Linked DNA regions of Homo sapiens: regions 1, 3, 4 and 5 are each linked to region 2. Evidence: chromatin contacts called from ENCODE Hi-C or POLR2A ChIA-PET data. All regions are on one chromosome and are shown on one strand. The core of a region is the stretch at or near the end of the contact, and the rest is flanking DNA. Distances in the headings are between cores, read along the strand shown.

Region 1 (4,717 bases), core at 1,229-3,728, 1.3 Mb after region 2:
AGCTGTGTGATAGAGATAATATTTTTGACACTTTGCAGAGCTCATTGTTTTCTCTCCATATAAAGCTATGACATTCACATAATAAACATGTAGAGAGCTTTAACAGACTTCAATGTTAAGTCTTCTAACAGCTGCATAACTGGTCTTGCTTGAACCTGTCTTTTTCATAATGCTACCTTGCCTTTCACACCAATTCTGTGAGCCCAAGCAGGAATGAAGATTACCTATCTCTAATGGCAGGACAGAAGGGAGTGGTGGTTAAGGTTACTGGAGGTTATTGGGGGAATAAATGAAGACCTCATGCCACTTCTAAACACTGCCAGGACCTAACATACCTTGTGTTTTTATATCCAATATGGGAGTAAAGGTTAGATATTTTAACATCAAATATGAGGATGACACTAGATGGTTTTAAAAGCCCCCCACCATAACTTCTAAACTCCACAATGTTCGAATATTGTTAGGTTTCAGTGAAATCCTACAGTAGTCCCTTGCTTGGAATCACTGTAGGATTGGCTCCAGCAATGGGCAACACAAGGTTTGGTTCTATACAGTAGGTATGGGTCAAAGAAAATGCTATGATTGAAAAATTGCTGTTTTCCTCCTCAAAAAGCTCATACCAACCAGGAAAGAGCTATCAGAAAACCTTCAGGAAAGAATATAATGATAGGATATAACAAATACCCCCACAGCTGGTCCATAGACCAAAGTATAATTCCAAGTAGGGAATTTCACTTAACGAGGTAAGGCATTTAAGGGAAAAGGAATCTAGGCTAGGACTCTGCTAGCCAGACCCAGATAAATTATTACAGGGAAGCATGTTCTTGAGGCTATTCTCTATGAAGAAGGGCAACCCACCTTGCCATCTATATCCTTTCTGTTTTCGACAGGGGTGGTCCTAAGCTGGATAGATCTTTACTCTGACCAGTACCATATAGGTCTGTGGTTCTCAAACCTGGCTGCACAGTGTGGCACTTTAAGTAATCCTGATACCCAGTCCCATCCCCAAAGATGCTGATTTAATTTGTCTAAGGTGCAGTTTGGGCCTCTGGATTGGAACCAACCCATATACCCATCAATGATAGACTGGATAAAGAAAATGTGGCACATATACACCATAGAATACTACACAGCCATAAAAAAGGATGAGTTCATGTCCTATGCAGGGACATGGATGAAGCTGGAAACCATCAACCTCAGCAAACTAACATAAGACCAGAAAACCAAACACTGCATGTTCTTACTCATAAGTGGGAGTTGAACAATGAGAATACACAGACACAGGGAGGGGAACATCACACACGGGGGCCTGTTGGAGGGTGGGGGTTAGGGGAGGGATAGCATTAGGAGAAATACCTAATGTAGATGTTGGGTTGATGGGTGCAGCAAACCACCATGGCACGTGTATACCTATGTAACAAACCTGCATGTTCTGCACATGTATTCCAGAACTTAAAGAATATATATTTATATATGTATAAATATATATGAATATATAAATATAAATATATATATAAGCTCCCCACGTGATTCTAATGTGTGGCCAGTCTTGCAAACCTCAGGCTATTTATTCTAAAGGGTTTGTAACAAGCCTTCCTCTTAAAATCCACCCCACCACCATTCAGCGTTTTGGGGTCTGTTTGTTTTTATTGTTATCCCACCCCACACCGCCCCGAGGCGCGCGCGCGCGCGCGCACACACACACACACACACACACACACACATACACACACGCACACTGGTGAATTTCTCTCTACAGTCAGTCTGGAGTAATCCCAAAGTGGTGTCTTTCGTAAATAAGGAGAACCCGGGTGAAGAAAATGACTCCCACCCGAACAAGGCATGAACAATGTTCACTCCCTACTGTGTTATTCAACCTGTTTCCCCAGGTCTCTGTTTTCACATTAGAGAGTGTTCTAGGAGATGACGCCCTTCCTCCTTAGTTATTTCCCCACCCTCGTGCTGGCCTTTGACAGACCTCCCAGTAGAGGGCCCAAGACGCGGGTAGAGCACCGCGTCTCAGCGCCTGAGTCTCAGCCCCCGAACTCCACCGCACCTGCAGGTCCCCTTGGCAGCACTCAAGCGCGGGGATGCTCCGCTTAGACGAACTCACGTGCGGGCAGCAAGGCCTGCGATACTTGAGCACCCCTCCCCCTCTCCCGTTTACACCCCGTTTGTGTTTACGTAGCGAGGAGATATTTAGGTTTCTAGAAGGCAGGTCATCGCAGGCCCCACCCAGCAGTGGAGAGAGTGAGTCCCAGAGGGTGTTGCCAGCGAGCTCCTCCTCCTTCCCCTCCCCACTCTCCCCGAGTCTAGGGCCCCCGGGGCGTATGACGCCGGAGCCCTCTGACCGCACCTCTGACCACAACAAACCCCTACTCCACCCGTCTTGTTTGTCCCACCCTTGGTGACGCAGAGCCCCAGCCCAGACCCCGCCCAAAGCACTCATTTAACTGGTATTGCGGAGCCACGAGGCTTCTGCTTACTGCAACTCGCTCCGGCCGCTGGGCGTAGCTGCGACTCGGCGGAGTCCCGGCGGCGCGTCCTTGTTCTAACCCGGCGCGCCATGACCGTCGCGCGGCCGAGCGTGCCCGCGGCGCTGCCCCTCCTCGGGGAGCTGCCCCGGCTGCTGCTGCTGGTGCTGTTGTGCCTGCCGGCCGTGTGGGGTGAGTAGGGGCCCGGCGGCCGGGGAAGCCCCTGGGCTGGGTGGGAGGTCCAAGTCGGTCTCTGAGACACGCACAGGGGCCGGCGACTTGGCAGGTGGGGAGCTTGGCCCGCGGTCGTGGTTCCCGCCGTCCTGTGCCTTTAAGGCTCTCGCCGCTCACCAGCATTTGGGGCTCCTGCTGTGTCGGCCCCCAGCTGACTTGGCTTTAGGGGTCGGCGTGGAGGGTTAAAGAGGCCCCGGCTGGGTTTGCGGAGCAGCCAAGCCTGGCAAAATCGAAAGGGAGGGCTCAAAGAGACTGTATCCTTAACCCCCAAAAAGCTGGTCTAAAAGGATGGGAGGCCAGACCGCTGACCGTTCCCCACTCTCGACAGAGTCCAGCCGTGTGGAGCACACGATGCTGCAAACTTGCATGTCATCTCTTTCAGGTGTGGCATTTCAAGGGGGCTTGTGTCTTGAAAACAGCAACTGTGAGGACACTTGATAGTCATTTCCTTCAGTTCTGCTTTTGTCTCCCTAGGTGACTGTGGCCTTCCCCCAGATGTACCTAATGCCCAGCCAGCTTTGGAAGGCCGTACAAGTTTTCCCGAGGATACTGTAATAACGTACAAATGTGAAGAAAGCTTTGTGAAAATTCCTGGCGAGAAGGACTCAGTGATCTGCCTTAAGGGCAGTCAATGGTCAGATATTGAAGAGTTCTGCAATCGTAAGTTCTTCATCTTTTTAGAAAAGTTCTGGGAATGGAATGTATCTTAAATTTATTTTTATATACCTTTGGAGTGACTAGTAATTGATAGTTCTCTAGCGTTACTAAACCCCAGGGTATACCCTGTTGGCACGTCACACTCCAGCTAATTGAAGACATTTACCACCCTGAGTAGGTCCTGCTGCTTCATTAAGAGTTTTTCTTCCTAACACTGTACCTCTTGAACGAACTAGTAGAGAAAATAAACAATAGGTATTGTTTAGGGAGTAAACATATAAAATATATTTGGCAATTGCCTTGAGACACATAGCGTAAATGATATGTTTTCTTAAGTATTTTATAAAGTAGGACTTACCAAATACAACTCTGTGGTGGCATTTTTAAAAGCTCTCAATATTTACTTCAAAATCTGTTATACTTGTACATATTTATAGGGTACATGTGATATTCTGGCACATGCATACAGTGTGTCATGATCAATCAGGGTAATTGGATAGCCAGTACCTCAAACACTTGGTGTTTGTGTGGAGAATATTCCAAATCTTCTCTTCTTGCTACTTTGAAAAAATATATGTATATATATAAATTGGGATATATATATAGGGAGAGAGATATATATAATTGGGATATATATATATAAGGAGATATATAATTGGGATATATATAAGGAGATATATATAGGGAGAGATATATATATATAGGGAGATATATATATATAGGGAGAGAGATATATATAGGGAGAGAGAGATGTATAAACTGGGATATAGACAGGTAGATAGGTTGATTGTTAAAAATGAATAAGAGGCCCAGTGAAGAGTTGTTTGGGGGCTAACACAGTAACCGTGTTTGATACTGATACCTAGTAGAATTAAAAGAAATGAAGATTTCTTGTTTTAGGTGAATATACATACAGTCATCCACACCTTATGTGCCCTTTGATTTCATAAAATATATATTGGCATTATCTTGGAGGAAAAAAATCTGTTACTTACATAGCCCTGTATTAGCTTTGAGATATATGAGTAGAGATAAAGATAAAGAGACCCGATAACCTGACTTTGAACAACTTAAATCAATAGAAGCTACTGTAAATACAGAAATTGGCACAAATACCTTTAGAAGCCATGCGTGAAATAGGCTTTAACTTTTTATTTTTATCCACAATAGAGGCAGTAGGATGAAGTACATAGTCTTTGCACATGTATCATGTTTTAACTCTTCCCCATGTTATTACTTTATCCAATCCTCCAAACAACCTTATGAGGTAAGTTGGGGCTCTTACACTCTTTTTATGGCGGAGGAGACAGACCCCAGTAGTTTAATAACTTCCTCAAGAGCAGCAGCTTTTA
Region 2 (5,352 bases), core at 2,621-5,120:
TTTTATGCATGTGCAAATCTCATTATTCATACCTAGCTCAATAAAAGACAGCTGAGTTCTCAGGTCTGCCTTTGCACTCAGTCTCATGCCATACCACATGTCACATAGACTTTGGGAAACTCCACTGTATGCTTGAGAGAAACTGAGAGTGAAAAAGGCAACTAGTATCTTAGTATTATTAAGAGAGTGGTTTTGACCTCATGAACCCTCTGAAAAGATCTCTGGAACCCCCAGGGGGTCCCTGGACTACACTTTGAGAACTGCTCCCTAGATCATTGGTTTCTTGATGACAAGGCCTTTTTCTATTCATCCTTACAGACTGGGTTATTTATTTATTTATATTTATTTATTTATTTATTTAAACTGAAAGACCAGTGTAATAGGACAGACTGGGCTTTAAACAGACTATGTAGTTGGCACTCAGTAAACTTTGCCTGAATTGTTTGGAAATGTCTGTGTCATGAGGGTTTATCGCTCCATCATCAGCATCCAGGGACATGCTATACTCACTCTAGTGATGCTGTTATTGCTGAAGGCGTTTGGATTCTCCTTGGAGGTCGGCCTTTAGAGAAATTGGTAGTTCTGTTGAATATCCTCAGTGATGTCATATCTTTGTTCTCTGAGGAGTGCTTTGATTTTTGGAAACAGCCAGAGTGAAATCTGGATTATAATATGAGTAGTCAAATTGGGTAACACTGTATTTTGGATTTGTAAAAAGGAATACTGACTTCCTAAAACTGGGATGGCAGATCTACTTTAATGGCCATTTCTCTAATTTTACACACATATTTACACCTGTGCAAATGATGTTTGTTGCAGTTTAATAATTACATCATCATTTCAAGTGTAAAAAGTGGAAACAATCTAAATTTACTACTAGATGACCAGTTAAATAAACTGTGAGCAACCATAGAACGGAACACTCTGAAGAGGAAGAAAGGAATGAGAAAGTTCTGTATGTATTAATAATAAATTAACTCCTAGATATATTAAGTGAAAAAGCAAAAGGCAAAACAAAGTATGTAGTACACTGTCATGTGTAAGGAAGACGCCTGTATGGTGAGTGTGTTTCTGTGTGTCTGTGTGTTTGCTCATGTACACATAACGTACACAATAAACTGGGCATGCTGGTTTCCTCCAGGGAGGAGAACTAGATGGCTGGGGTCAAGAGCAGATGAGCAGCTTTTCCAGGACTATCCTTTTGTACCTTTTGAATTCTAAAACCATCTGAATGTGACCTAATGAAACAAACACTTCAAAAGTCCCAAACTGAAAAGGTGATGATGTCCTCCCCTTACAAAATTAAAAATAAAAACAATTTTAACACTTAGAAAACCTATTCTCTAAAAGAATTCTCTGTATTTCCTGGCCAATAACACAATTGTTAGAAGAAATGTACAATGTACCAGGTGACATGTGGAAGGGGACAACAGAAGGGGGCAATGACAGGCACTTGTGAAAACATTTGCCTTTTTCTTGATCACGTCTTGTTCCTCTTCTCATCCTTGCTTCATTTCACAAATAGGGGAACTGAGTCCAAGTAAGTGAAGTGACTCATCCGTGCCACCTGGGCTCTTGGTTCCAATGCTTGCCTTGTTAGGGGATTTCCTGACTGCTCCTGCAGCTCTCTTTGCTAGAATGTGGTAAGAGTTGGGGGAGGAGAGGGTGGCAGATCCTCTTTCATTTGGCCTTAAGCACACCTCCCTCTTCGCCTCTCACCCTGAGCAGGGCTGGCGCCTGAGGCCGGTGAACACCTGTGGTGGTGGCTGTGGGACAGCATCTTCCCCTGCTCTTTCTCTTCCTTCTTCCCCTTGGCCACCCACACCCAGGCAGGTGTCCTCCCCAACCCCAGGACACTGCTCTTGGTGTTTCACAGGCACGTGTCCTCTTTTTCTGAAATTGACATTACCCAGTTCAACATCACCTACTTTACCGGAGTACTTTGGGCTCTTTCAAATCAATTTCCGCTTCGAAGGCTAAAGATTTGTCATCAGCTAAGAGGTTCAAAAGTCTGTGGTGTAGGCTCTCCAAAATTCTGGCAGAGGTCAGTTGACCCTGGCTTTTATGAAGGAGTCTTTGGCATTCATTCATTCATTCATTTATTGAAGAAATATGTATTGGACCTATTCATTGCATGAGGCACTTTCTAGACACTGGGGGTGAAATGTTGGCCAAAACAGATAAGGTCTCTGTTCTTATGAAGCTCACATTCATGTGATGAGAGGCTGACAATAATCAAGTAAACAAATAAATGATCAAGGTGACTTCAGATACTAATAGATGAGAGGGCGATGTGACAGATAGGGTCTGGGGAGCCACCTTTGAATTTGTGCTGAATTCTATCTGAAGATGCCTTCACTAAGAGAGAGGTGCTGTCTCCATGGCCTTTGAGGCCCTCCCCTCCAGTGGTGAGATTTTAACAATCTCCCCATCTGACAGGTTCCCATGCAGGAATGAAAGACATGGAAGGGAAGAGGGGGGCCAGCTCCCTGAGTCCTGTGTCCACCAGCTGCTGCTAAATACCTCTGAGAAACTCTGCTTCTATCTAAGGGGACCTACTTCTCTCGGGAATCTCAATACTTGGAACAAGAACCTCCTAGACGGACCCTTTGGCATAATGAATTGGACCAACTGTAGGTTCCAGGACTAGAGAGCCAGCAATGCCTCCATGAACAATCTCACCCAATTACTCTGCTCAGGTAAGACCAACTGAAAACTAGAACAATACAAATGGTGGTTATTCCTGTCTTCTGTTTCTTTGTTTGTTTTTGTGACAGGGTCTTGCTCTGTCACCCAGGCTAGAGTACAATGGTGTGATCATGGCTCACTGCAGCCTCGACTTCCCTAGCTTAAGTGATTCTCCTATCTCAGCCTCTCAAGGAGCTGGGACTACAGGCATGCAGTAGCACACCCAGCTAATTTTCGGATTTTTTTTTTTTAAAGTAGAGACAAGGTCTAGCTATATTGCCCAGGCTGGTCTCAAACTCTTGAGCTCAGGCGGTCCTCCTGCCTTGACTTCCCAAAGTGCTGAGATTATAGGCGTGAGCCACTGGGCCTGGCTCGTTATTACTGTTGAATAATAGTCTGATCACTGAGTTCTTAAACAACTCCATGAGGTAGGCATTCATATTCTGTCTGTTTCACAGATGAGGCTCAGAAAAGCTAAGTGTTTGTCCTAAGATCACAGTTAGGAAGTGTCTGAGACCCAGGTCACTGTGAGGGAAGAGAGAGACCCTCTCATATTGTTTTATATTGTTTTATACTCAGTACCTGTTTTAAGGAAAAACAACAAGGAAGTAAAACCAAAGACAGGCAGTCCGGCGCCAGGCCCGAAACCAGGCCTGGGCCTGCCTGGCCTAAACCCAGTAGTTAAAAATCAACTCATAACTTAGAAACTGATGTTATTCATAGATTCCAGACATTGTATAGAAGAACATTGTGAAACTCCCTGCCCTGTTCTGTTTCTCTCTGACCACCGGTGCATGCAGCCCCTGTCACATACCGCCTGCTTGCTCAAATCAATCATGACCCTTTCATGTGAAATCTTTAGTATTGTGAGCCCTTAAAAGGGACGGAAATTGTGCATTCGGGGAGCTCGGATTTTAAGGCAGTAGCCTGCTGATGCTCCCAGCTGAATAAAGCCCTTCCTTCTACAATTTGGTGTCTGAGGGGTTTTGTCTGCGGCTCGTCCTGCTACATTTCTTGGTTCCCTGACCAGGAAACGAGGTAACTGATGGACAGCCGAGGCAGCCCCTTAGGCGGCTTAGGCCTCCCCTGTGGAGCATCCCTGAGGCGGACTCCGGCCAGCCCGAGTGACGCGATCCAAAGAGCACTCCCGGGTAGGAAATTGCCCCGGTGGAATGCCTCACCAGAGCAGCGTGTAGCAGTTCCCTGTGGAGGATTAACACAGTGGCTGAACACCGGGAAGGAACTGGCACTTGGAGTCCGGACATCTGAAACTTGGTAAGACTAGTCTTTGGAACTTGCCCCACTCCATCTAGGTGGAAGTGTGGCCTGATCACCCACGACATGCCTGCATTGGCACTTCTGTTCTGGTTTTGACTTGACTTAGATTGTGTGATACTTTGGTTTTGGTTTTGGTTTTGACCTGGCTTGGATTTCTGGATACTCTGATTTTGGTTTTGATTTTGGTTTGGTGTAAACTGCAAGAGTGTGTATGCCCTTTTTACCTGTTTTTTTGTTTGTGGCATGTGTGTGGTGTGGGTGTGGTGTTTTGTCTCGAAGAAGCATGGGTCAGGTACAAATAAGCCCACCCCACTAGGAACTATGTTAAAAAAAAATTCAAGAAAGAATTTAAGGGAGATTACAGTGTTACTGTGACACCAGGAAAACTTAGAACTTTGTGTGAAATAGACTGGCCAGCATTAGAGGTGGGTTGGCCATCAGAAGGAAGCCTGGACAGGTCCCTTGTTTCAAAGGTATGACACAAGGTAACCCGTAAGCCAAGGCACCCAGACCAGTTTCCATACATAGAAAGTTACAGCTGCTTTTATACCCCCTTGCCCCGCCAACGTAGTTAAGAGAACAGCAGCATAAGCGGCTGGCAGAGGCAAGGAAAGACCAGTAGAGAGAAAAAAAGGCCATCTATACCAATTCTAAGTTAATTTAGACTAAACAAGGTCTTAATAGCAAAGGATAATTGAAATCCCAAACTTACAAGGTTTTCAACAAAAGTGAAGTTTGCTTAAAGTTAACAGTGTAACATGTATTATGGTAACTTCTAATCTTGTGGCCTTAGACAGTCTAGTCCAAAGGCATAAAGAAAGTTTGCTTTAAAAAAAAAAAAAAGGAATGGTTATCTTCAAAAAAAAAAAAAAGTGGGGGGAGACAGAATTTATGTAAAAAGAGTGTTATATGGTAAATTCTTGTCCTGAAATAAACTAACTGGTGTTTAAAGAAAAAAAATGTTTGTAATAAGTCAGAAAGTTGAGACACATTGAAGAATTGTCGGCAAAAGTCGTGAAAGAAAAAATGTTATAAAAAAATTTATGCAAAAAATGTTGTATAATTTAAAAGTAATAAGGCCTCCTGAGTACTATTAAAAAAACAGTTTATGTGCAAGGTGTATAAGAAAAGTAAAACATACCTTTGGTAAAAAGATTATAAAGGGGCATAAGAATGTGGATTTTTACCTACATTAAAAGGTTAAAAACAATTATTGTTTTAAAAGTTTAAGCAAGTTTTAAAACGTTAATTATAAAGAAAATTCTGTGTGTAAACATATTAGCTAAAGTTAAAAAGGTATCATCCAGTTTTTCTGTGAACTGGACATTAAAGTAAAAAATGCCACAGGTTTTTCTTAAAGCATCAACCTGCTCTTTAACAAAAATT
Region 3 (4,863 bases), core at 656-3,155, 1.4 Mb after region 2:
AAAATATGGACAAAGGACAAGAACAGATACTTCTCAAAAGAAGAAATACAAGGCCGGGTGCGGTGGCTCATGCCTGTAATCCCAGCACTTTGGGAGGCCAAGGCAGGCGGATCACGAGGTCAGGAGATCGAGACCATCCTGGCTAACACGTGAAACCCTGTCTCTACTAAAAATACAAAAAATTAGCCGGGCGTGGTGGCGGGCGCCTGTAGTCCCAGCTACTCGGGAGGCTGAGGCAGGAGAATGGCAGGAACCCGGCAGGCGGAGCTTGCAGTGAGCCGAGATCGCACCACTGCACTCCAGCCTGGGTGACAGAGCGAGACTCTGTCTCAAAAAAAAAAAAAAAAAAAAAAAAAAAAAGACATATAAGTGGCCAAGAAATGTATGAAACAATGCTCAACATCACTAATCAACAGAAAAATGAAAATCAAAACCATGATGAGATACCATCCCATACCTGTCAGAATGGCTATTATGAAAAACTCAAAAAACAACAGATGCTTGCAAGGCTGTGGAGAAAAGGGAAATCTTATACACTGTTGGTGGGAATGTAAATTGTTTCACCCACTGTGGAAAGCAGTTTGAAGAGTTCTCAAAAAACTTAAAACAGAACTACCATCTGACCCAGCAATCCCATTACTAGGTATATATCCAAAAGAAAATGCATAATCTGATCCTGCAACCCCATTACTTAGGTATATATATCCAAAAGAAAATAAATCATTCTACCAAAAGACATATGAACTTGTATATTTATCACCATGCTATTCACAATAGCGAAGACATGGAATCAACCTAAGTGTCCATCAATGGTGGATTGGATAAAGAAAATGTGGTGCATATACACCATGGAATACTACACAGCCATTAAAAAGAATGAAACCATGTTCTTTGCAACAACACAGATGCAGCTGGAAGCCATTATACTAAGCAAATTAATGCAGGAACAGAAAACCAAATACTGCATGTTCTCACATATAAGTGGGAGCTAAACATTGAGTACTCATGGACATAGACACTCGGGACATGGACATAGACACTCGGGACTAATAGAAGGGGGAAGGAGGCAAGGGTTGAAAAACTAACTGTTGAGTATTATGCTCACTATCTGGGTAATGGGATAATTCAAATCTAAGCATTCCATAATATACCCATGCAATAAAACTGCACATCCCTTGAATCTAAAATAAAAGTTAAAATTATTTGTAAAAAAGAAAAAAGAATGTAACCATTAACAATAAAAAAAGAAGTTAAAGACTATTGACACTTCCTGAAAATGTATGACTCGAGAAATACTATGTTGTACTTAACACTACATATAAGTACACATCAAGGCAACATCATGACAAGGCTGACTTTTGAAGCCATCTCATCCCACACAAAATAATTAGAAAAATGGATACAATGAATCCAAATTAATTTTTAAATGTATCACTGAAATATGTAGAATTATGTGTCAATTATAAATTTAAAAATTAATTTAAAAATACATAACTGAGATTGAAATTAAGAAAGAGAAATCCTGGGCCAGTTGTGATGGCTCACGCCTGTAATCCCAGCACTTTGGGAGGCTGAGGCAGGCAGAGTTCGAGACCAACCTGAGCAACTTTACAAAAAAATACAAAAAATTAGCAGGGCATGGTGGCACGTGCCTATAGTTTCAGTTACTTGGGAGGCTGAGGTAGGAGGATTGTTTGAGCCTGAGAGGTTAAGGCTGTGGTAAGCTGAGATCAGGCCACTGCACTCCATCCAGCCTGAGAGACAGGGTGAGACCCTGTCTCAAACACACACACACACACACACACACACACACACACACAGAGAGAGAAGGGGGGGAGAGAGAGAGATAGAGAGAGAGAGAGAGAAATCCTCGGGGAGAGGAAATAAATAGAATATTGAAAATCAATGTAGTGAGTAAGAGCTAAACCCAGTGACTTATGGAGGAGACAGAATGGGGTAAATCCCTAGGGGGAGGGCCATGATTTTAGCACATACCAGGGTTCTGGATTTGAGTCTAAAGTCCCATGCAACACTGGCACCTAGAAATGGGCTCTTTAATAAATCTGACAGCCAGTCCATAAAATGAAAATTAGAATACCCTTACCACTAAGACGATGAAGCAGCAAAGAAGCAAGTCAACTACTCTGTGCTATGGGAGAAAAAAAGACACAGGAAGCACATCTCTGAACCTTGCTAATGCTATTGTGTGAATTTACATTATCCTGTCTATGTGGAAAACCCCAACTGAGAAATTCTTATATAAATTGAAACTACTGGGCCCTTGGTAGAATGAAATGTGCCCCTTGTCACAAGAAACCTCCACAAACCAGTGCACTTGATGCCTGTGGAAAAAACTCCCACTGAAGATGAGTTCTTAGAAAAAATGTACAATCCTCAAGAGGAGACAAAGAACTAGGGAAGAGAGAGCTCTGGGATGCAATGAATTAGAGAAACCACATCTAAAGAAATACAGAGAATAGAAAAATACAAAAATGCTTTAAATTAAGGATATCTACAATATTCAAAGAGAAGAAAGGAGGAGAAATCATAATAGACAGACATATTGCAAAGGATAGGGCATATTTAAGAAAGAACACAACAGAAATTCTAAAAGTGAAAAATAGAGTAATTCACACTTCCACATCCAGACAGCATAATTAGAATCAGACTTTCCCTGCTATCATAAACAATTTAACTGGATAAAATATAAAGTGATTGTTTTCATACATTAATTGCCCCAACAATTGTGCTGCTTTCTTCATAGAGATGAGTTTTGGACCACAACCGAGACAGGGAAGGCCCAAGCAGAGCACAGTGGGCTCCTAGACTTTAAGAGATAGAGATCAAGGTTCAGGGAGTCTGAGGTGGCAGGACTTTCCTGGGGAAAGTACATAATAGAGCCAAAGACAGAAAGAGCTCCAGAAATCTGTCTAAGGGCCACCTCAAGTCATTGTGTAAGAGGGAGCACAGGACTGTGACCTTAGGAGAAGGAAAATAAACAAGGTGAGCTGCATGCATCACAGGAACAACTCGTTACCTACAGACAGTTACCAGGTTACAGCCCAGAGAGCCAGCAGTCTTGAGTTGAGTGGTCAGAGGCTGGGGTTTGGTGGACAAGGGCAGAAGATCAGAGAAGGAGGTGCTGCACAGAGACCTGCAGAGGGGTACTCTCAAGTCTTTGGTTGAGTATATCTACATATGTAGAGGAAGTTACCTGAGGCCAGAGACATAGTCACCAGGAAGACATAGGCAGAAAACTCTTGAAGCTCAACTAGGCTGGGAATATATGGTGTTCTCACTAGCTAGAGTGGAAAGGCCTTATAGCACACGGGGCATCAGGTAGAAAACTAAAGGGGTATTGTCTTAGTACTGAGGCTATGTTCACTCTAGACCAGGGGTGTCCAATCTTTTGGCTTCCCTGGGCCACATTGGAAGAAGAATTGTCTTGAGCCACACATAAAATACACTAACACTAACGATAGCTGATGAGCTATAAAAAAAAATAGCCAAAAAATTTACAAACTTATGTTGAGTTACATTCAAAGCCATCCTGGGCCACATGTGGTCCACGGGCCGTGGGTTGGACAAGCTTGCTCTAGACTAAAGGCTGTTCTGAATCTCTTTAACAAACTTCAGAACAGGGGAAAAAAGCTAACATTTAATATTTTTAAATTGTGGTAAAATATATATCACATAAAATTTAACATTTTAACCATCTTTAAGTATACAATTCTATGGCAATAAGAACATTCACCATGTTGTGAAACCATCACTGCTATCCATTTCCAGAACTTTTCCATTATCCCAAACAGAAATGCTACCCATTAAACAATAAGTCCCTGTTCCCACTGCCTCCATCCCCTGGTAACCTCTACTCTAGGTTCTGTCTCTATGAAGTTTCCTATTCCAGCTACCTCATGTAAGTGGAATCATACAGTATTTGTCTTTTTGTTTCTGGCTTATTTCACTCAGCATGTTTTCAAGGTCCATCCATGCTGTTGCATTTATCAGAATATCATTCTTTTTAAGGCTGAATAATATTCCATGGTACATATGTATCATATTTTAATCCACTATCTGTTTATGGAAATTTGAGTTGTTTCCACTTTTTGGCTATTGTGAAAAATGTTGCTATTAACATTGGTGTCCAAGTATCTGTTAGAGTTCCACTATCAATCCTTTTGAGTATATACCTAGAAGTGGAATTGCTGAATTATATGTTATTTCTGTGTCTAACTTTAACTTTTTGGGGAACTGCCAAACTGTTTTCCACAGCAGGTGCACCATTTCTAATTCCTATCAGCAGCACATAAGGGTTCCAGTTTCTCCACATCCTTTTAAAAAACGCAAGTTAATTTAAGTGTTTAAATTTTTCCTGTTCAGATAGTGAAAAATTCCATTTCATTCCTTCTTCTGCCCTGCACACCCAACCGAAGGCTGTGTGTCAAAGTCCAAGGGACTTATACAAAGTGTTGGGGCTTGAGCCCTTGGGTCCACAAAAGTTATCACTGACATGTTATTTTCTGCTGTCTGACACTTTCCGAGTTGGCAGGTTTCTGTGGCTTCTACACCACACGTGAGACATGAGACATTCTCATAAGGCAGAGGCACCCAGCTCCTGTCAGTTCTACTCTCCAGCTGTAGCATGCTGCCATTTCCCTCTGAGGTCATGCAAGACCTACCACCACCAAAGTCAATCTCAGGTCCCCTCTACTCTGAAATGCACAAGCCTGTCTCTCAACCCCTGGGAATCATTTCGTTCTCTGGAGGGAGTTTCACTGATCCCCTTCTGTTTCTTCCAAACTCCCAATTTCTCTTAAAAATTTTGAAAACATTTATACTCACAAATAAAAGACCGGAAAT
Region 4 (5,104 bases), core at 2,101-4,600, 1.9 Mb after region 2:
CTGGAAGTATTTATATAAATTGGAATTACTTGTTCCTTGACTGTTTTACAGAACTCACCACTAAAATGTCTGAGTCTTGGGTGAGAATGTATCTGTGTGGGTAAATTTTTATCCTTATTCAACTTATTTAATAATTATAGCAACATGCAGATTTTCTATTTATTTTTTAGTCAGTTTTGATGTGTAATATTTTCTCTTTGATCTGTTTTCAAACTTTAAAGTACATAATTGTTCATACTAGTCTCGGTATTTAAAACTATCTTGTATATCTACAGTTATGAGTTATTTTCAAATTCCAATATTTATTATTTTCCTTCTTTCTTTTTTAAAAAAATTAAGGAAGGAGGCCACCTCTCTTATTGTCTCATACCTCAGAAAAAGAAAGAGGAAGTAAAAGTTAAAGAAAGGCAAAAATGAGATCAATAAACAGCCCTGTGCTGCACCCCAGACCTGGTCTAGTAGTTAAAAATCAACCCCTGACCTAACCACTTGTATTATCTATAGATTCCAGGCATTGTATGAGAAAGCACTGTGAAACTTTCTGTTCTGTTCTGTCTTGATTACTGATGCATGCAGCCCCAGCCACGTACCCCATGCTTGCTCAATCAATCATGACCCTTTCACATGGACTCCCTTAGAGCTGTAAGCCCTTAAAAGGGGCAGGCATTTCTCTCTTGGGGAGCTCTGTTTTTTGGATGCAAGTCTGCTGAAGCTCCTGGCTGAATAAAGCCACTTCCTTCTTTAACCCAGTGTCTGAGGGGTTTTGTCCACAGCTCATCCTCCTGCAAAATCAATCTAGTTACAAAGTGTCAGTCTTTAAAATCTCAAAACATCAACTTTTGGCTTTGTTCTCTTTGTGCATTCTGTTGTTCTTTTTGCAATTTCTTAAGACATTTAACTCATTAATTTCCATTCTTATTTTCTAATATAAATATTTAAGTCTGCAAAATCGCCACCAATATCTCCTTTTCTGTGTTACACATAATTGGATATGTAGTATTTTACTACCATTTAAGCTTACGTTTTTTCCAATTTCCACCTTGATTTATTCTTCAGTACATGGATTTTTTAGAAGCATTTTTAAATTTTCAAAAATCTTGGATTTGTTATCTTTGTAAAGAAACCACTTAGCTCCATTTTGGTCAGAATAGATAGTGTCTATGATATGACAACTTTCCTACTTACAGAGACTTGTTTAATAAACTAATAATACATGTTGATAAGTGTTCCTTTACTTGAGCAGATGTACATTTGCCAGTTGGTAGTTTCAGAGTACTATATACAGCTACTGGAATAAATATTGATTATATCACTTAAATCTACTGGTAGCTGATTGACTGCTTAATCTATTAATGTAATATTGTTGTGATTGATTGCATTAAAATCTTTCACTAAGTATATAGATTTTTGTTGTTTTCTTTTCATAGTTCTATCAATTTTGCTTTGTATGTTTGAAACTATATTATTAGGTATAGAATGGGATAGAATTAAAACAATATTTAATTATATTAATCTTCAGTAAGCTTTTTGCATTAAAGTCGATCTTGTTTGATATTAATATAAATACATGAGTTTTTTTCTATCAGTATTTGCCTGAATTACTAACTTGCCTCTTACTTTTGACATTTCTGCATCTTGTGTCTTTACATTTAAGATGGGTCTTTTGTAAACAGTATTAAGCTGACTTTTTATTTTAATCATCTCTATCGTTTAATTGGTAGGTTTTTAGTCTACTTACAATTATTATAATTATTTATTCATTTAGATTTATTTCTATCATTGTATTTCATGTTTCCTATTTGTCCTACTTTTAAAAACTCTTTTTTCTTTATTTTCATTTTTTTAGATAGGTCATTTTTCTTAATTCAATTTTTTTCCTCTTATACTAATTTGGAAGTTCAGTGTTCTATTTCAATTATTTGAGAGGTTAGACTTAAACTTTTAGCAGTATATTAATCTTAACAAAGTCTAAGATTAATACCTTCATTTTTTTCAAACATTCAAGGATTTCCCCTTTTGTGTTACAGGATATTGTATTCTGTTAATTGAAATCTATTTTCATTCATTTTTCATCAGCAAATATTTATTGAGTGCTTACTGTATGCCAACACTGTCATAGTAGCACACAATACATCAGTAAACAAAATCTTCCAAAATAAGAATTCTTAACCCCCACCCTTATAAGGTCAGCCTATAGTTAAGAGTTCTAGGGGAACTTTTTTTGTCCCTACTCCACCACACCCCCAAAGTCCAGATGCAAAAAGAAAAATTTCCTTGTGATTTATCTTTATATAAACTGTCAGAAATAAAAGTGGAAATAAACAATTAAATAGCACATACATACACATTTGTAAAATATGTATAGATATATGTATATGTGTGCATATCCATGCACGCATATAAACAAAGATTTTATCAGAATATATCCCTGTGTACTTTAAAGACTCCTATTTGTCACAAAGCTGATTATCAAAAATAAAAGGAAAAAAAAGCAGAAAAAGAAAAAAAGCATACCTTCTCCTCATTTCCCCTGTCTACATCAGCCACATTCCTCTCTTTTTACAAATTCTTTTGGCATTTACCTCCATATTTATTTTAAAAACATGCTTATATTACTACTTCCTGATTTTTTCTATTTCTGTCATTACAAGTAAATTCCCGAGGTTGGCAGAGGAGGTTTAGCTGTTTTGCTTTACCTCCTCCATTATACCATTTACTCTCCTGCCCCACAAGGTTAATTCCAGGGATGACAATACGTGGTTCATTTTGCACAGTTATATCCTAATACTGATGTGGACAATCTTTATTTCGCATCTACTATTTTAAAATTATACAAACTCTATAGGTGAACAAAGTAACTTAAATATTTTCTGCCTTTTCTGAACTATTTTTTTATTTTCCCTGCTAATAAACATAGTCTTGAGTTTTTACTTGGTGTGGGTTTTGTTCATCTATATAGCTGAGTGCTTGATAAGTCTTTTGTCTCTGGAAACACATAACTGGCCATTTGGGGGTGTTAAAAGAAAAACTTTAGACAAATTCAATTTAGCAGAGTTTATGTATTTATTTATTTATTTTCAGACAGAGTCTTGCTCTGTCACCCAGGCTAGAGTGCAGTGACATGATCTCGGCTCACTGCAACCTCCGCCTCCCGGGTTCAAGTGATTCTCCTGCCTCAGCCTCTTAAGTAGCTGGGATTACAGGTGCATGCCACTGCACTGGGCTATTTTTTTTTTTTATTTTTTGGTATTTTTAGTAGAGACGGGGTTTCACCAGGTTGGTCAGGCTGGTCTCGAACTCCTGACCTCGTGATCCGCCCGCCTCGGTCTCCCAGTGTGCTGAGTTACAGGCGTGAGCCACTGTGCCCGGCCAGCAGAGTTTGTTTAAGCAAGAGTGATTCACGAATCAGGCAGTAGCTAGAATCAATAGAGGTTCAGAGAGCTCCACTCAGCAAAGTGGAGCTCTCTGAAAGTGGAGCTCTTTATAGACAGGAGGAAGTGACACACAGAGACAGCTTGCTTGGATACAGCATGGCATTTGCTGTATTTGAACATGGTCTGATTAGCTGGCAGCCTGTGACTATTATTTGTTATAAGAATACTCTTAAGGTGGTTTGCCATTTGTGTACACGCTGAGGTTGCAGTTTGCTATGTAAAAATTCAAAATACAGAGGCAGCTTAGGCCAAATTTAATTGAATTTAATAAGGGAAAATATCTTGAACTATTTTGTTGTCTGGGTATTGGACTTTCTGAACTAGCCCTCTGGCTTTCTTTTCTTTTCAATAATATTTTCCATCTTGTGTTTTTACTCTATCCTGGGTGATTTTCAACTCTTTTATTACGTTTTGTTTTCTGAATGTTGTTTCTTTTTTTTGTTTTTTGTTTTTGGCATTCTGGTTTTTTTTTTTTTTTGTAATATCTTTTCTTCTCTCATTCCTTTGAGAAAAGATATTAGTATCTTTCCACATCTCTGTGAGAATATTAATGATAGTTCTTTTAAAAAATGTTTTTTCTCCCTGCATAGTCTCCATTTTTTCTAAGTTGCTTTACCACCCTGTTTACATGTTTGTTTGATTTGGTTTATATGTATCATGATAGAGGCTTTCTTTGATATCTGATGGCCCTTGAGTGTCTGTTCATATTTACTGGCTATGGGAGCACCAGTGACCTGATTGGTGAGGCTCTGAGAGTGAGGGTTTGGGTTGCAGCTGAGACATATCTTTGGGGAACTCCTTGGCATCAGTAGCTTTGGATCTTTCCTCTTGTGTTTGTCAGAGGCTCCAGGAAGTTTTCCATTCTCCTGTCTGGGATGTTTAGTGCTAGCTGCATATGTCCTGGGAACTAGTGAGAGAACAGGCTAAGGATCTCAGCATTCAACTGATGTTCTGTTTTCAGAATTATGCACCTGTCCTAAGCAGACGCTGATGTCTGGCAGTCTAGTGATTCTTACATCCTTCAGTGACTAGATCTCTGGTCATTTTTCTGCATTTGGGAAGGGACAGTTACCTATGGTATGGGAGGAGGAACAAGTAGGAGGTGGGTGGAAATGTGGAGATTAACTGTTTCTTAAAATGACCTGCAATCAATTATTTCATTTTTAACTTTAACTTTACCTTCACTTCCTAGAGGTTCCTCCTGCCAGTTCTAAGCTTTTGGGAGATTTTAAAATTAAAGGTCTGTTTTTGTTTGTTTGTTTGTTTGTTTTAGCTTTCCCCAGTACAGGATTAGGATTCAGCCTTCTACAGTTCTTCTAAGTCAGTTACTGCTCTTCCATATGTTTTTAAGCTTCCAATGTTTTACCATTACTGATCTGTCCTGCACCTCTTTATTCTTGTGAAAAAATTTTCTTTGCTCCCATTTTAGTGGGGTTTCAGAAAGGCATAACAGTAAATGATAAAATAATCCTTTGTATGCATCCAGAAGTAGCATGCATTTTTTCTGATTCTCCTTCAGTGAGTAAGTATGGTTCTTCAGTAAGTGTGGCCCTATGGTTCCACCAATAGTGCTCTCCAGAGGTCTTGGTTCAGGTACCACAGAAAAAAGGCCTTCTTTCTTTTCCTCTTTGTTATGGTTTAAATCAAAACTTCTATTTGACCAATTAAAA
Region 5 (5,108 bases), core at 1,006-3,505, 1.5 Mb before region 2:
GGGGACGTAATGTAGCCAAGAGCTTCTGAACAACCTCCGGGAAGAGATGAGCTGAGATTAAAGGAAGGTTAGGAGTTAGGAGAGGAAGGGAAAAGTGCCGTAGTTAGGAGGAAACATGCCAAGGTCTTGAGGTGAGAAAACAGTGGCATCTGGGAAGAACTAGAAAGTTTAGTGTCGCTGAAAGCATGGACAGAGAGAGATGAGTGAATTGAATTGCCTGGGCATCCTGGGAACGGGAAGACACCCTGATGGCAGGGAACCCGCGCCTGCGCTTTCGGGGTCAGGTCCAGGTCTGCCCCGCCAGGGCTGAAGCCAGCTCCTGGTGGGGCTGCAGTGAGGCGGAAGAGGTGGGATGCTGCTGCCTGGCGGTGCTGCGGCGGCAGACCTCCACGAGGAGGTCCTGGGCTACCGCGGGGTACACAGGCGGGCGGAAAAGGGGGAGCAGAGTCAGGGGGCAGTTGGGAAGCTCGGAGACAAAAGGAGGGAGGGAGCCAAAAAGCCTACAGCACCAGGTATTCCCAGGCGGTCTCCCATCCAAGTACTAACCAGGCCCGACCCTGCTTAGTTTCCGAGATCTGGCGTGTTCAGGGTGGTATGGCCGTAGACACTAATGGTGGTGCCTGGCTGCCTCTTCAAGAGCCCGGCCCAGCCACGCCCGCCCGACTCCAGGCGTCACTGCCACCCCAGGGTCGTGGGGCTCGGACTGGGGACCCCTGAGCTGCTCGCCTGCGGTCGGACTGCTCTCCCCTTCTACGCCCAAGCACCGCCGGTCTGCCCTGCTGCGCCTTCCACCGGCCTCCCAGAGCCTCCAGCCATACAGCAGAGATGGTGGTTGGGATAAGAGTTTGAAGAGAGTGGAGCAGGTCTGGAACAGGTATTCTGGAGAATAGGGGAGAGAACAGAGTAGGAAAATTTCCACAAGGCAATTGCCTGAGACTGTCCAATTTGCAGACCAGGGCTTTTCAGCCTCAGGACTGTTGACATTTTGGATTGAAGAATTCTGTGATGGGGGCTGTCCTGTGTGTTCTAAGATGTTTAGCAGCATTCTTGGCCTCTGCTCCCTAGATGCCAGTAGCACTCCCCTAATTATGACAATAAAAAATGTCCGCAGACATTGGTAAATATTACTTAAGTGGGAGAATGGCCTCTGGTTGAGGACCACTGAGGCCAGCCAATGCGTACTACAGGAGAAACATCACACAACCTGCAGATTGGTGTCACACATTTATGGCCCTGACCTGGCCTCTCAGTTCTATCTGGTTCTTCTGTTTTCCTCATAGGCGAAGTAATGGTTCTAACCTAGAAGACAGAATGAGGTGAAGACAGGCTAACTTCTCTAAGCTCTCAATGACTCACGAGATAATAGATGTCAAGATAGAACCTACTAAGTGTTCAGTAAATGTTATCTATTGTCATTTCCAGGAGGGGGCTGATTGAAACTGAAGAATAGTACAGTAGGAGGAGAGGACCAGGAGCTGAAAAGACAGGTCGCTATGTTGAGAGAGAGAGAGAGGAAGAAAGATCTAATAGGACTTCAAAGGCTGTGGTAGATGTATTACTGTCAAAACCTGCGCAGCTTTTCTCTACCAGGCCTTGGAAAAGATTGCACTTCCTGCACCACTGGCAGCGGGCTGGCCAATGGGATGCAAGTGGAAATGAACTGTGCTATTCTGAGCAGAGGCTTAGGGACCATTGTGTGGGTAAGTCAGTGCTCTTTTTCCTCCACGTGAGGCTAGTGTGTCCCAAAATGGGGGCTGCTCCCTTTGACCTGTCTCCAAGACTGAAGAGAACAGGGACCATAGCTGTACCTATCCTGCGAGGGACAAAGGAACAAGCTTTTGTTAATTCAAGCGATTGAGATTTGGGGGTTTGTTACCACAGTGTAATTTGGCATAAGCTGACTGGCATACGGTGGAGCATCCCAGATGAGGGCAAGCTCCCAGGGCCTAACAGAGTGAGTGGCTGGAGTATGTGAAGGTGAAATTCTTTGACATGAAGTGGTTAAGGTCCCACGAGGCCGTGGTGTTAGATGGGTCATTCATGTGATGTTGTTATCATCCAGGAAGCTGGTAGGAGGTAGGAACCCAAAGTCTGTAATGAACAAGGGAAAGTGTGAGCAAAGTCAGCAGATGACAGCAGTAAAGGAGGAGTAAAGGGGAGTATAGATCTAAATATATATATGTATATGTGTGTGTGTGTGTGTGTGTATGTGTGTGTATATATATGCAGAGATTTGGTATATATATGTGTATATATATATGTGTGTGTATATATATGTGTGTGTGTGTGTATATATATATATGTGTATATATATATATGCAGAGATTTGGAAGTGTGGAAGAATAGGGGTCTGAGTGCAGTACTGGGGAGGCCCCATACCCTATCCTGAAAGCACATGAGGTATGGGAAAGTGACCACCAAGATCCTTTGGAGGGAAAGCCAGGTATCTTTTAAGGCAAAGAAGAGGAGGAAAGAAGAGTTTGCAGATGTAGGCAGGAAGTTGTTTATGAAACAGAGTGATAGGCCGGGTGCGGTGGCTCACACCTGTAATCCCAGCACTTTGGGAGGCCGGAGGTGGGCGGATCACCTGAGGTCAGGAGTTTGAGACCAGCCTGGCCAACATGGTGAAACCCATCTCTACTAAGAATACAAAAATTAGCTGGGCGTGGTGGTGGGCACCTGTAATCCCAGCTACTCAGGAGGCTGAGACTGGAGAATCGCTTGAACCCAGGAGGCGGAGGTTGCAGTGAGTGGAAATCAAGACATTGCACTCCAGCCTGGGCGACAAGAGCAAAACTGTCTCAAAAAGAAAAAAAAAAAGAAAGAAAGAAACAGAATGATAGTGTAGTTGGAGTCAAGAGTTGACTGCTTTGAGAACTTGTCTCCAGAAAAAGGGCATGTACTTGTGCAAAATGTTATATGCAAATTCAAAAAACATTTAGACTTCCTAGAACCATCTGTGGACCCTAGATTAAGAACCCTGATCTGGAACAGTGGCTCTCAAACTTGAGCAAACAGTTTGACAGGTCTGACGGTGTTTGACAGGTTGTTGGGCCTCACCCAGAGGTTTCAGTAACGTAGGTCTGCATGCGGTCCAAGCATTTGCATTTCTATCAAGTTCCCAGGTGATGCTGATGTTTCCGGCCTAGAAACCACATTCTGAGAACCACTGCTGAAGTCTAAGGCTAAGGGGGAAAGGTTTGGGGAGAGGAAGAGGAACAGTGGGAAATGGTTAAGGACAAGATTATGAAAGCATCATGGGGATGAGAATGGATTTTTGTTTTGTTTTACTAGGCTTAGGCAGATACTCCAATATTTCTGACACATACATACACGGAAAACCTTGCAAGAGTGGAGAAAAGAAGGGAGAGGTGAGTGAGCACTTATTTTAAGTTTAGGGCAAGGGGTGCAAAAAAATATCTTTTATAGCCTTAAGGATCACTTTCTTGAACACCCTTACTTTACAACAACAGATGTGATATCAAGTATCACATGGCCAATTCACACCTTTGGTCTGGTAACCAGCTCTTGCCCCCTCTCAGTCTAGGGCTTGTTCCCCTTCATCATTAACCTCTAAGAGAATCACTAGTGGGAAATAAGCTATGCTTTTGATTCAAGGTAAAGAGACTCGAACTTTCCAGTGCCCTAAACTGGGAAATCTTAAACTCCAGCAAAGTACAATGCTCAAAACTGGGTAAAGCTGCTACCTTCGTAGGGGATACATTTTGGAGAAAATTGCATCTACTTTCTTCTTTGTCTTTTCTTTTTGTGTGAGTGTGAGTGTGCATGACAGTTTGTCTATGTTTGAAAACCTGACCATCAGCATTCCTGGAATTCTTGGCAATGAATTAGGATTGCCAGTTAGCTGCCTGCTGGGTGACCTTAGGTAGTTCACCTCGTGTCTCTAAGCCTCAGCTTCCTAATCTGTGAAACAGGCTGATGGACCAGTGAGATAACGCCTGTGAGGTGCTTATCACCTGATACTGCCTCTTCTTGCTGGCACATCAAGCTGGAGGATTGCAGCATCTGAACACGAATGACCAATCAAATCTCGGGCCTATACCCCACAGACGTAACCTTTATCTCCCACCAGAGGGCACCAGTAACCTATAAAAATCTAAGGGGGCGGGCGGTCCCTCTTGCCCTTAACATCGTTGAATCTGCTTGAGTATAACTCCCTTAAGTCTATTGAAATATTCTTACCCCTGGTGTTTTAAGAAATCATTTGAAAAATACCTCTCACACCCAGAAGGAAAATATGGAGTAGAAGTGTAGGGTAAATGGTGCTCCAACTCCCCACCAGCCACCAAGAGAGCTCTATTTCCATTTTGTATTTTGTCCATTTTTACCATTCAGTCTCCATCTCCTCGAGACTATCTGTAACCTAGTTTTACAAATTATTCTCTCAGTAATAACCTATTGCAGTTCCCTTCTTCCTGGTTTATTCAAATGAACTGAACTGCTGTTTTTTTTCCCTTTGATGTACAACCTCCCGCCTCCTAGCCTATCGGGCCAGCCTTCCTTCCAGCAGGCAGTAGGGGGAGGGATCTATTTCTGAGCCTCGGTAGAGCCTCAGAAGCTGTTTCCCTGAATCCCTCTGTGATGAGAGCCTAGTGGTCAACAGGTACCTATCACAAAAGGCTGTATTCCAGGAGAAAACTCTTTCCCCATCTAAGGAAGGGAAACGACTAGAAGTTGAGGCTACCCACCACCACCTCCCTGAAAACATTACAGACTTCAGGGACTCAATGATAACCAATGTGTATCTGTGTCCTGTATACACATAGGGTTTGTTCTTTGTCTTTGTTCTTTAATTTGCTGGGGAAGGAAATACAGCCTCGGGCTAGCTTTCACCATTGCACCTGGGAGTGCTGGCCGAGACAAGAAAAGCCAACAAGAATATTGACTAGAAAAAGGGTATTGGCCAGGCACAGTGGCTCACGCCTGTAATTCCAGCACTTTGGGAGGCTGAGGCAGGCGGATCACCTGAGGTCAGGAGTCTGAGATCAGACCGGCCAACATGGATTTGTACTAAAAATACAAAAAACTAGCCAAGTGTGGTGGTGTGTGCCTATAGTCCCAGCTACTCGAGAGGCTGAGGCAGGAGA

What was found. A loop is a pair of places that touch in the nucleus more often than their neighbours do. ChIA-PET counts read pairs that join two places held with the same protein, here RNA polymerase II (POLR2A). Pooled maps may share reads with other maps.
Region 1: a pooled map shows a loop between it and region 2 (8-fold over the local background). The contact joins the promoter of CD55 here to the promoter of RHEX in region 2. A Hi-C loop is called at or near these places in 9 of 37 single-sample maps with no recorded cell type and 5 of 50 pooled maps.
Region 3: a map with no recorded cell type shows a loop between it and region 2 (17-fold over the local background). The contact joins the enhancer-like site here to the promoter of RHEX in region 2. A Hi-C loop is called at or near these places in 7 of 37 single-sample maps with no recorded cell type and 3 of 50 pooled maps.
Region 4: a loop to region 2 is called in a map with no recorded cell type, with 20 times the contacts of the local background. The contact joins the enhancer-like site here to the promoter of RHEX in region 2. A Hi-C loop is called at or near these places in 2 of 37 single-sample maps with no recorded cell type and 4 of 50 pooled maps.
Region 5: a loop to region 2 is called in a pooled map, with 6 times the contacts of the local background. The contact joins the promoter of LRRN2-AS1 here to the promoter of RHEX in region 2. A Hi-C loop is called at or near these places in 1 of 37 single-sample maps with no recorded cell type and 3 of 50 pooled maps. POLR2A ChIA-PET finds 5 or more read pairs at or near these places in 1 of 52 experiments (OCI-LY7).

What each region holds. Positions count from the first base shown.
Region 1 is chr1:207,319,200-207,323,916 of GRCh38, forward strand. CD55 (CD55 molecule (Cromer blood group)) reads left to right here and starts at 2,479. Exons shown (of 10, transcript NM_000574.5): 1 at 2,479-2,666; 2 at 3,183-3,368. The coding sequence starts at 2,567. LOC107985251 (a long non-coding RNA gene) reads right to left here and starts at 2,930. Exons shown (of 3, transcript XR_007066838.1): 1 at 2,487-2,930. RefSeq lists an enhancer at 1,905-2,114 and a silencer at 2,675-2,754.
Region 2 is chr1:206,049,303-206,054,654 of GRCh38, forward strand. RHEX (regulator of hemoglobinization and erythroid cell expansion) reads left to right here and starts at 3,871. Exons shown (of 6, transcript NM_001007544.4): 1 at 3,871-3,963. LOC105372857 (a long non-coding RNA gene) reads right to left here. Exons shown (of 3, transcript XR_922473.3): 3 at 4,141-5,352. RefSeq lists enhancers at 180-249, 1,404-1,903, 3,267-3,506, 3,927-3,986.
Region 3 is chr1:207,410,131-207,414,993 of GRCh38, forward strand. All of the region lies in intron 1 of LOC124904498 (a long non-coding RNA gene), which reads right to left. Among named protein-coding and RNA genes, the nearest start is that of CR2, 42 kb to the right of the region's middle. Within about 2 kb of position 1,906, at least 2 of the 41 ENCODE cell types and tissues checked have a DNase peak (open chromatin) inside an H3K27ac peak, as active enhancers do.
Region 4 is chr1:207,934,766-207,939,869 of GRCh38, forward strand. No RefSeq gene overlaps it. Among named protein-coding and RNA genes, the nearest start is that of LINC02767, 22 kb to the right of the region's middle. Within about 2 kb of position 3,351, at least 4 of the 41 ENCODE cell types and tissues checked have a DNase peak (open chromatin) inside an H3K27ac peak, as active enhancers do.
Region 5 is chr1:204,561,916-204,567,023 of GRCh38, forward strand. It overlaps LRRN2-AS1 (LRRN2 antisense RNA 1), which reads left to right and starts at 2,256. Exons shown (of 13, transcript XR_007066814.1): 1 at 2,256-3,371. It also overlaps the pseudogene RNA5SP74. RefSeq lists a silencer at 3,912-4,001.